Linked DNA regions of Homo sapiens: region 2 is linked to region 1. Evidence: chromatin contacts called from ENCODE Hi-C or POLR2A ChIA-PET data. All regions are on one chromosome and are shown on one strand. Each heading gives the region's core, a stretch centred on a gene start or an enhancer-like site at or near the end of the contact. The rest is flanking DNA. Distances are from core to core; before and after follow the strand shown. Region 1 holds the start of ZNF775-AS1 (ZNF775 antisense RNA 1). Region 2 overlaps LOC124901774 (a long non-coding RNA gene).

Region 1 (5,785 bases), core at 1,324-3,823:
GGGCCCGAGAGCCTCGCAGAGACCCAGACTCCCTCTCCTAGGTCCCCTTCAGAGCCCAGACACTGGGGGCACACACACAGACTGGGAATCTGGACCCTGACAAGAGACGTCGGGGGAGGGGTGAATATGAATCTAGAAAATGCAGAAAGTCATTTTCCCTGGTGCAAAGAGAAGAAGAGACACCCACTTTTTTCAAGAGCATTTTGTTTAGAAACTTCTAATTAATAAGCTCTATCTCTGTCTTTTTGAGATGCATGTGAATCTTTATTTTTTATTTTTGCAGTAAATGCTCCTCAAGTAGAAATAAATCTTTTTAAAAGTTAAATAAGGCTGGGCACGGTGGTTCATGCCTGTATTCCCAGCACTTTGGAAGGCTGAGGTGGGTAGATCACCTGAGGTCAGGAGTTTGAGACAAGCCTGGCCGACGTGGGGAAACCCCGTCTCTACTAAAAATACAAAACTTAGCTGGGTGTAGTGGCACATGTCTGTAATCCCAGCTACTCGGGAAGCTGAGACAGGAAAATTGTTTGAACTCAGGAGGCAGAGGTTGCAGTGAGCCGAGATTGTGACAGAGTGAGACTCTGTCTCAAAAAAAAGCTAAATAAGCCTTCTGCCAACATTACAACCCAGGACTGTCTTTCCCAAGGTCCTGGGGGCCATTTCTTTGAAATTTAAGTATCAAGGAAGACATCACCCCTGCCTCCCAGTCTCCATGGGAGGGTAGGAGCCTAATTTCAGCAGGTGCCTGGCTCCAAATCACAAAACTATCTCCTGTCATAAAAATATAAGAACTTTATTTTTCCTGTGGGTAAAGGCAATTAGCTAACACAGATGGTCACTCCAATTATGAGGTGAATTTAGGACGACCTGCCTGCGTGTGACAAATGGTAATGTCCAGTCCTCTTGCTGGAGGGCTGGTTGCTGTTTATCCTGAGAACATGTCTGTAACGGGCTGCACCTGCCGGCTACATGCAGGCTGAGAGCTTCCGTCTTTGCAGTTACTCAGGGATTGCAGGCTCAGAGCTCCCGTCTTTGCAGTCATTCGGGGTATTGCAGGCTCAGAGCTCCCGTCTTTGCAGTCACTCGGGGTATTGCAGGCTCAGAGCTCCCGTCTTTGCAGTCGCTTGGGGTATTGCAGGCTCAGAGCTCCCGTCTTTGCAGTTGCTCGGGGGATTGTCCATGGTGCGCACCACATTCTGGTTTCATGCACATTCAATCTTTTAAAAGCTGTTTTTCTCTTCTACTTTTGCAAAGAGCTTTTCTGGGTTGGCAAGAGATTTTGTTTTCAATTCTATTTCCCCAACAGGGGCCTGTACGCATGCCTACCATGGTTTCTTACAGAACCTGCTTGTGGTGCAGAGAAAAGGCGAGCAGTGGGGAAGGGGGCGGGAGGAGCCCCTGGTGGGGCTCTGATGGGTGCTGGGGGCTCCTCCCTCCCTCGCCACCCTCCTCCCTTGGGGCCACTCTGTGAGCTTCTGCATGCCACATCTTGGGAAACCTCTCACCAACTGGACTTAACATCCACCTGAAGAGGCGCAGAGGGGCTAGTGGACAGAGAAGCCACCTTGGTAAGGGGAACTCAGACCGAGGAGGGCAGAGCCCAGGCCACAAATTCAGGAGGACAGAAGGATGGGCCTGGGTCTCCACAGAGCGAGACCCCCAAGGCAAATCAAAGACAGTCCTACTTCACCCACCCTGCCTCCCAAGAGGTATTAGGACCTAACAGCCACTCCAGGTAGTAGCAGGCCTTCCACTGTCCGGGACCTCCCAGAGCAGCTCCTCCCTCAAGCCTCGGTGCCTCTGTCTCGGGCCATACCAGGGCTCGAGGGGAAGCAGCCTGTGGCTTACGTAAGAACAGAAATGGAGACAGAAGGAAGAGGACCCAAGAGGAAGAAGTGAGAAATTCAAAGGGGGAAACACAGAGGACAGGAATGAGGGGAGGCCAAGTCTTTGGGGACCCGCCTCTACCTGTGTGCTCAGGTGGGCTATGTCTGGGAAATGGCACAGCAGGTGTCCTACAGACAAAATCCAGGAAAGCCCTCCATGTGTCATGTTCCAGGCTGGCCAGACACACACGTCCCCACCCTAAGCTTCTCTCCTATTCTGCCTTTCACTCTGCTCTGTGCATGGCGGGCCCCTCCTAACCTACCATCCTGACATGTCCTCAGCCACCTGGAGACACCCAGGAGCCAGGTGAGCAGGCTGCCCAGCAAAGCGCCCCGGCTGGAAGACAGGCATCAAGGGCCAGATGCGCCATCTCCCACCAGTGCCCACACCAAGTCTTGGAAGGCCGCTTTGTCTATCGCACAAGGGCCCCCGGGCCCCTACCGGACCACCTTTCCTCTCTGCTGCCCCTCGGGCTCTGAGGGGAGCAGGACACACAGGGGCCCCCTTCCCACGCCTGGCCCTGGCCCGGCCCTCCGCGCACCGGGTCAGGCTGCAGTTCAGTTAAGAGCCTCACAGTGGGCAGGCCTCAGCCTGGGCCCAGCTGCCATGACAACTGAAGACCAACCACACAAAGAGGGGATTGAGCTAGCAGCAGGTGGAGAGGCCCGGGGCAGGGGGAGGCAACAAAGGAGCTTTGGTTGTGGCAGAGACTTGGGGGTGGGGCGGCCAGACAGCAGCTGGGGGAGGAGAAAGGCCACAGGCCAGAAAGAGGCAAGGTCCTCCCCATCGCCGCCCCTGGAACCTCCCACCAGCCCAGCACAGCTCTCACAGCCTCAGCGCCCCAGGTCGGGCAGTCAGAAGCAGACCATGCCACAGGTATCATCTGCTGCTAGTGGAGCGGGAGCAGGATCCGCCACTAGGCGCTAAGGCTTTTGGGGGTGGGGGCAGCTCCCCAAACCCCAGCCAAAGGCCCAGTATCAGGCCCTTCTCAGCCCTGAGGTCCCAGCAGGTCCTCACTTGCTGGGCACAGCTCAGCTGGTCTTCCATAGGAGACCCCCACAGAAACTGGCCTCTCCAGTCCCAGCCCATGCCCAGCCAATGCCTCCCTGCCATGCTGCCCCTTTCTATAGCCTCATCCTTCTCAACTCCACCGGGTCCCCAGCGCCTCCCTGCCCTCCTGCAGCCCATACCTGACTGCTATGTCCTCACCCAGTCCTCTCTCCCTGTGAGACCCCTCACTCAGGTTAGCCCCAGGGAGCGGGGGCTTGCTCCCACACCTGCGCGTCCCTCATATGCAGAAGGTGTGTAATGTGTATTGAATGAATGAACGGATGAGTGAATGAAACAATGGAGGACCCAAGAGGTGGCTCCTCAGGCTCCAGTCTTCTGTCACTATTAAGAAATCCCTCAGGACCAGGCAATGGTATTCTCTGCCTCTGATTTCAGTTAATAGCAGATGTTTTTAATTTAAATATATGATCATAGGGACATAAGAAACTGATGTAAATGCTAAACCACACACAAACACACCCAGATACAATCATATCTAAATACAGCTAAGTAAACAAAAGTTCAAAGACACAAAACTACGTGAGAACACCTGCAAAACTGTCTATGCAAATACAGAGAATGTGAGATATTTTTTAAAACTCACAGACACACCTACAGATCCACAGACACACAAACGTGCCACTGTGAACCAGGGCAGCACGAATCACTGCACAGCACACTTAGGAACACAGAACTGCAAAGCCACCCATGACACAAGTATCCTTGTACACCCATGGCCATCCCATCAGGGTCACTTGCTCCGAGGAAAAGAACTCAGAGAGGTAGAAACAGAAGCAACATACCCTCATCGAGCCAGGAGGCCGGGGCCATAAGTCACCGTTGGATGACCTGCGCTGGGGTGGGATAAGTCAGCAGGAGCTGCAGCTGGCTGGAGAGACGTTACAGCAAGACAGAAAGCCCTAGAGACAATGAGCCTGTGTCCGGCAAGCCTGGTGCAGCCTAAGATCCTCAGGGCCTGGCCTGTGGGCTCTGGCCCAAGGGGATGCAGCGGGCCCTCTCCCCTTCAGCCATCTTTGGGTGACCCTCAGCCGCCACCTGGCTGGCTCCTCAGCCCTAGTCTCCCCCTAGAAGCCCACTGCCTGAGGCTGGCAGGGATGTCCTTCTCAAGGCCACCCTTCCTGGTCCCTCCCCTCAGGACCCCATGTCTTAATCAAGAACCCCAAGTCCCAGCCCACCCACCACTGAGCCGCTGCTAGTCCCTGGCCAGTCATTGCAGCGCTTTGAGCTCAGGTTCTTGAAGGCGCAGGTGAACGGAAATACCTGCTCCCTGAGTTTGGGAGGAGCACCACAGGGCGGCAAGCCTGAGCCGGATGCATCGGGCAGTATCTGTACAAGCCTCTCTGCCAGCGTCCCCGCTGCCACTCACTCCTCCTAAGCCATCACTCCTTCCAGCCAGTTGGGAATCTCAGAGGCCCCCAGCGCCACACAGGAGCCTCCACGCTCCACCATGCAGGAGGAAGAGGGTTTGCCACGGCTCTGGTTGTGGCACTGTCTGCAGAGCCCTCCACTTACCAGGGTGGTTCTGCATGCCCCTCCCAGAGGTCCCAGCCCAAACCAGGTGGGCATCCCCTCCCCCACCTGGAGGCCTCCATCCCCACACCCAGCATCAGGCACCCTGAAGCCTCCCACAACTCCCCTGTCCCACCCCCCATGACCCACCCTGCTCCTCTCCAACTTCCCGGATCCCACTCAGCACAAGGCCACCCCCACTGTGACCACTCTCCCAGCCCTGACCCTTCCCCTCTTCCTACTCCACCATCTTCAGACCTCAGTCTCCCAAACACCCCAGTCCTCAATCTGGGGAGGGAACAGAGGAGGGGAGCCAAGGGAAAGGGCGGGCCACTGTCCAACCCAAAGAACAGGCCATAGTGGAAAAAGCCGCTGAGAGGCCCCAGACAGGGACTGAGATTGGGTTTGCTTCTGGTTAGCCACATGATCCCAGGCAAACCACTTTCCTTCTCTGGGCCTCAGTTTCCCCACCTGAAAATGGAAATAACGCTTGCTCGTGGTACAGAATTGTTATATCAAGTGGGGCGGGGGCGGTGGGGGGTGGGGATGGCGGGACGCAAACAGTGTGAGAGGACTCTGAGAGACATTCCCAAGGTGCAAGACAAATTCGATTTAGGTCGTTGCTGTTGCCATCACCCGCTCCCCACTCAGGGTTATAAGAACTGTACCTCAGGGTATGAACAGCCAGCCTGGTTTCATGGCTTCAGTTTGCTCCCCTCGACATTCCCAGGAGACCTGATCTGCATGCAAGCAGGTCACTTGCCTTATCCACTATGCCTGCCCACCTCCCAGAGGTCCCCAATTCAACCCCAGCCATGATCCTGAGGTACCTCCTTCCAAGACTTCCTTCACCGGCCAGAGGTAAACACGCTTGCTGGAACTGTCCCACCCACACCTCCCCTGCGCCACACCCCTGGCCCCCTCCTCCTCACCCACCTCCCTTCAGAGGCGAGAGCTGCACTTACATTCCTCGGCCCCAATTCTAATATTCAGGAACCTGTCAGGGCCTGCATCTGAGCTGAAGGCCGAGGATAAACCCAGCTGCTAACAATCTCTGAAGAGGTGTCACATTTTAATTAATAAACACGTTTGCATCCCTTGCTGCATTCAAAGGACCTTGGGAAAGCAAAGTGAGATGGAGCAGGGACCCCTTCAGGCACCTGCTGTGCCCTCCAATCATGAAAATAAAGGAAAATCTTGAGTTCTTTCCAGGGAAATTCCAGGCACCTAGCTGGTCCTGAGAAGTAAATGTGCAACCTGATAAGAAGGTAATCGTAGCTAAAATAATAGCAAGGAAGTCAGACCACACGAAACGTGT
Region 2 (5,718 bases), core at 1,458-3,957, 280 kb before region 1:
AGCAAGGGATTCCTCTACTGTGAGATGTAATGGGGTGGCATTGTAAAAGACTCAGCAGGCCATGAAGGCAAAGAGTTGTGGGTGAGTCAGGGCTTTATAAAGATCTCTGAGCATCTGAGAACCTGCTTCTCACACACAATCTGTTTTCCTGGCTATTATGAGTCAAACAGGGAATAAAGCTGACCAATAGTACCTTTAAGTTCTGTTGACTTTACAATTCTATGATAAACCTGGGAAAGTAAAACCACCAGGAAAAGAGTCTGTTACCTTGGTGAAGGAGGGTAGAAGCGATTTGGGATATTCTAGGCTCAGCAGGTGCAACGTGGAGAAGAAGCTAGGGACACAGTTGACAACGAGAGGCTCCCACATGTGGCCCTCATTGATCTGTCCCCCACCCCATCTAGAGCCATTTGAGCCACTCCAACTGAGGCCCAGTCTGCAAGGAGTGAAGTCAAGTTGTACCCAGTGTGCTCTGCCCAAATTCTTGACACACAAAAACACGTTGTTTTAAGCCACTGAGTTTTGGAGTAGTTTCTTATGCAGCAACAGATAATCAAATCACCTGAGTGGGTTCCTACAAGGAGAATTGCTATACAATTGGTACATGCATTTGTAATTTTGAAAGATATTACTGAATTGCTTACAATAAAAATTTTAGTCAAATTAGTTTCACCAGCATTTTATTAGTTTCCCATATTGATTTCTCATAATTTTATCTTTGCCAAACTGATAGGTGAAAGATGATGTTAGTGTGATTTTCATATACATTACTCAATGGGAATATGATTGAGTCATTTGTCATATGTCTATTTATTAAAGAAAGAACTATATTTTTTATTGATATCTCTTACATATTTATTGCCCATGTTTCAATTCTGATGGGAATAATTTTGATATTGATTTGTAAAAGTTCTTTATGGGGCCAAAAATGATAATTTATCTTCTTTTTTTGAATTTTTTATAAAACAACTTCTAATTTCTTTCACTGTTAATTTATTGTGGCTAGTATCTAAGAGAATGTTAAATAAGTAATCACAATGATAGTAGGCTTCCTTAGCTTGTTCTTAACTTTTGTGGCAATATCTCAATGTTTACCATTAAACTAGATGCAGACTTTGAGGTTGAGATGGAAAATTTTCTTATGGGGAAAAAGAACCAATTATTAGACATTTAATTTTACCAAATTACTTTTCAACAGCTAAGGAGGTGATCAGATTATGTTGCTCCATAGCTTTGTAATACATTAAATTGTATAAAAATATTTCCTAGTATTTCCTAATATTGACTTCTTTGCATACTTAGACAAATCTTAATCACACAAGGTGTTGCTTGATTCTATTTGTTAATAGCTAATTCAGGATTTTTGCCTTGATATTCCTAAGTAATCTTATCCATTTCTAAGACAGAGCAATTCTGTCTTCAATTGTGCTAGTTCTAGCTGGACCTGGTTTGAGGGTCTCGTCTCTTTTTGTTAAAGTAAATTAAAATGGAGACCAGACCCGGAGAATACCTGAGCAGACAAAAGCAGTTAGGCCTTACAAATGACCTCAACCTTGCTTGATTTGCAAAGATAAGCAAGTCTTAATTTGAGCTATTTCTTGTAAATGTTTAATATTAAATAAAAGCAGAACTTAAGCTCAACTAATTAGAAGTAGCCAGCAAACAAAACTATGGACTTTACAACAGGGTAGACCAAATAAGGTAACTGTATAACTGTAACCAATCAAATATTTTATTTTCTTCTGTGCCATCCTATAAAACCTCCCTCTTCTATTTTTACCATCACCACCTTTTCCCTATCACTACCTCCTTTCTCAGGCAAACATGACAGTTAACAAAAACAGTAGGATAATGAATGTTATTAAGGAGAACACTAGGATGTTTTAAGAGTGTATAGAGGATCTGCTAAACTAATAGTAGGAGTAGTTGGAAAAGACTTCTTAGAAAAATCAACATTGTTTAAGCTGAAATTGAATAGTGAGTAGAAGTTAGGGAAAGAGATTAGAAGTATTTCCAGGAAGAAGATAAAGCATATTCCAAGGTAAGTGAAGACATGGAACTCTCAGTTAATCAAAGAAAGCCAAGGATGGCTAGATCCTCAAGGTGGGAAGTCACATTGTGTAGAAATGAGGCTGGAGATTTTAGCAGATGATTTTTTACAGAAACTCATAATTAAGTTTGGATCCTGAATGTTTTATTATGGAAAATGGAAAAACACTCCAGGCTTGAATCTAGGTATGTCACAGTCAGATATGTGTAATTGTGGGCTGTGTGAATTATGAATTCAAAACCTTCTCCCTCATCAGGCTTTACATAATCTGAATTTTGGTCGCTTTAATTGTGGTCCTCCTCCACTTGCTCTGCCTCCCACGAACTGCACCCTCTCAGTGCATGGAAACAGAACAAGTGAGTCAAAGAGAGCATAGAGGAACCCTGGCTGTAAACTTTGAGGTGAACCCACTGGGTCACCAGCCCATTCTGTTTCCTTTGCTCATAACCCTGTCAGCCCCTACCCCATTTCCTCTCCAAAAACTCTCCCATAATATCTTTTCATTTTCACTTGCTGTCCTTCCTGAGTTTCATCTCCCTGAGTGTTGAGAGGCATTTGGTTTCTAGGTGTTTTGTGAAGTGTGAAAAATAACTTCAGTGTGTGAAAGGAAACCACAAGACCCAGGGCTGCTATAGCAGCAAGCTCTGTTCTCAGAGAGGGTAGATAACTGTCTTATCCTGTGTGATCTGAAAGGGCTGAAAGTCCCCTCAGTAAAACATGCACCCCATTGGTCTGGAGCTGTCATTCCTCTCTCAGAGGTAAAGGTTTTCCATCAGGACAGTGGCTAGGTAAGGGGAAAATAACTCACAGGGAGATACTGAGAAGGAAGTCAAAGGAGCTGAATACAAATCAAATATTAATAGCTCAAGTGAAGAGTTAACAATTCAAGCCCTTGGCTGGGCACCGTGGCTCACACCTGTAATCCTAGCACTTTGGGATGCTGAGGTGGGTGGATCATGAGATCAGGAGTTTGAGACCAGCCTGGCCAACATGGTGAAACCCCGTCTCTACTGAAAATACAAAAAATTAGCTGGGCATGGTGGTGGGTGCCTGTAATCCCAGCTACTTGGGAGGCTGAGGCAAGAGAATTGCTTGAATCTGGGAGGCAGAGGTTGCAGTGAGCTGAGACCACGCCATTGCACTCCAGCCTGGGTGACAGAGCAAGACTCTGCCTCAAAACAAACAAACAAACAAACAAACAAATCAAGTCCTTAAATGCTGGGGGTCCACTGGAAGGTTTCTTTGACGTGGTCTGTTGCCTGTTATCTTGGCCACATCTTGTAAAAAGATGACCTCTATAGGTTTAACTTGCTACAGATCCCAGGCTTGAATATCATCCATTAAAATAGCAGAGACTGCTCTATTTGCCTTTCTCTAACTTTCCTTCTTCATCCTGCCCTGAAGTTCTCCCACATACATTTTTAACTACTCAGTCCATCAGTGATCACATATACCCAAAATACGTCCTCCATATTCTCACTGGGGTTCTGGAGTTAGACAGAACTGAGTTCCAGTTTCTACTGGGCCACTGACTAGCTAAGTGTCCTTACTCAAACTTGAGCCTAATTTCCTTCATCTTAAGGTGGGAACAATTTAAACTATCCAGTCTGAATTAAATGGAAAAGTGCACGTAAAGGATGAATTCCCAGTGGCTAGCACAGAGGTTTTCAAGCCTTAGCCTGCATCAGAATCACCTAAAGAGTTTATTAAAATACAAATGGCTAGGCAACATCCCTGGAATTTCTGAACTAGTAGGTTTTGAATGGAGCCTGAAAATAGCATTTCTGACAATTCCCATGATGCCACTGGTCTGGGGACCTCACTTTGAGAACCACTGCTCTTGGACATTGCTGTATCATTTGCACTGTTGAAGTTGGGCCACTGCCATGACTAGTGGAATTGGGGCCTGTGCCCAGCTACAAATAAAAGTTGGAGGTTTATTTCTGAGGCATCTCAACTTTCAGGGACATTTAGGCTGTTTCCTGATGGCCCACAGCACCTCTCCATTTTGTTTCTTCTAGGATGATCTTAGATGAGAGGGTCTTATGTTGACTTTTCTCACCTAAAATTTTACATTTCAGATGTGCTTTTAAAAACTCTCTTATGATCTCCATTTCAGCTGATTTAATCATAGGTGAGAGTCCTTTAACAGACAAAGCTTTAGCTCAGTGGTTCTCAAACTTTAGCAGGCATCAGACTCACTTGGGGGTTTTACTGAAACTTAGATTGCTGGACTCCGCCCCCAGAGTTTCTGATTCCATGAGTTAAGGATGGAGCCCATATTTCCTAACAAGTTTCCGGTTCATACTGATGCTGCTGATCCATGGCCCACATTTTGAGAACCACTGGTCTAATACACAGTAAGTCTGAAAAGGAGCTAATACTATAAACTAGCACCCCTGGGGACCATCAGAATGACTGGGCCATTTACATGAACTCCAAGTAAGGTTTAAAATCTCTGATGTATCTGTCATGTGGCAGAGGATGGAGTAAGGGGAAAAAGAAGAAGAAACCAACCTGGCTCCATCTGTACAAATGTCTTCCCATGTTGCTGAGGAAATGAAACCAGCACACATGGAGAAATGGAGTCCAAGAGGCATTGTCTGATTGACAGACAGCAGAGGATCAAAAAATCTCAAGTTGTGGAGGTTGTCATGTAGGAATTTTGCACTAAAGGAAGGGAGGATTTGGAAATGTGGAGAACTTTGGGGACAGACAAATAAACAGGTGGAAGGAAATAGTGTGAATGGCTTTAAGGTAAAAACAAGCATTGCCTGGGTAAGAAAAAGTAAATGGGTACCCCTTATAGAGCAGATACAGCTACCGCTTACTTAATTCTTTCTGGCTCAGCCCTGGGTTTTATATCTTCTTCTCATTTAATGCTTACAGCAACAGTAGGAAGTAGAAATTATCATGTCCATGTCTAAAGAAGTAAAAATAAGGCTCAGGAAGATGAGGAACTCAACCAGTGTTACTCAGAGAATGAAAGTAGAATCAGAGATGGAGTCTGTCTACCCCAAGCGCCTTGCTGCGAGTCTCATAAGGTAGCAGAATAGAAGCAAGGGGGCTGTGAAGAAAGTTTGCAGCCTGATATAAAAGCTGTCAATTTCAGGCCAAGAAGTGTGAACTGTAACCTAGGTGATCATGGCTTCTTGAGCAACACACATGGTAGGTCTGAGCTACATAATCTTGATCTGCTGGGTACAGACTCATTAGAGAAGTGAAGAGAGAAGTCCCTTCTAGCTACAGAAAGTCTCCCTGTTCTTCTCCTTTTCCTGCCTCTCCTTTGCTCCCTAAACCCTGTACTTCACTCTCCCACTGTCAGTTTGTGCCTCTTTCTGTCTCACTGCTCTTCCCTCTTTCCTCTCTCTTTCTTGCATGGTGTCCTGTTAATCCTGATCCCAGCTCCCAGCCCCACTACCTTAGGGAATATCCAACCTCATGGGACACCCATTCCTCAGTCCCACGCTGAACCCAGAATCAGTGGGTCCTGAAGGTCAGAAAGTAGAGCAGAGACACTGGCTTTCCTGAAAAGGCCACTCCAGAGCCTGCCTGTCTGCTCTCAGAGCCCGCTCTGCCTCCATCCAGAGAACGCATGTGCACACACCATGCTGGGGCCCAGCCACCTCCCAGCTTCTCCAACTTTTAGGTCTTATCCTTTCTGAGTT

What was found. Hi-C counts contacts between places; a loop is a spot of excess contacts on that map. ChIA-PET counts read pairs that join two places held with the same protein, here RNA polymerase II (POLR2A). Pooled maps may share reads with other maps.
Region 2: a loop to region 1 is called in a map with no recorded cell type, with 2.9 times the contacts of the local background. The contact joins the enhancer-like site here to the promoter of ZNF775-AS1 in region 1. A Hi-C loop is called at or near these places in 1 of 168 maps with a recorded cell type or tissue (GM12878), 9 of 37 single-sample maps with no recorded cell type and 6 of 50 pooled maps. POLR2A ChIA-PET finds 5 or more read pairs at or near these places in 1 of 52 experiments (activated naive CD4-positive, alpha-beta T cell).

Annotation. Positions count from the first base shown.
Region 1 is chr7:150,380,779-150,386,563 of GRCh38, reverse strand. ZNF775-AS1 (ZNF775 antisense RNA 1) reads left to right here and starts at 2,573. Exons shown (of 2, transcript NR_183445.1): 1 at 2,573-2,763. All of the region lies in intron 1 of ZNF775 (zinc finger protein 775), which reads right to left. RefSeq lists enhancers at 1-382, 1,852-2,807, 3,764-4,722.
Region 2 is chr7:150,665,525-150,671,242 of GRCh38, reverse strand. All of the region lies in intron 2 of LOC124901774 (a long non-coding RNA gene), which reads left to right. Among named protein-coding and RNA genes, the nearest start is that of GIMAP2, 17 kb to the left of the region's middle. Within about 2 kb of position 2,707, at least 5 of the 41 ENCODE cell types and tissues checked have a DNase peak (open chromatin) inside an H3K27ac peak, as active enhancers do; they include GM12878, where a contact is called at or near this core.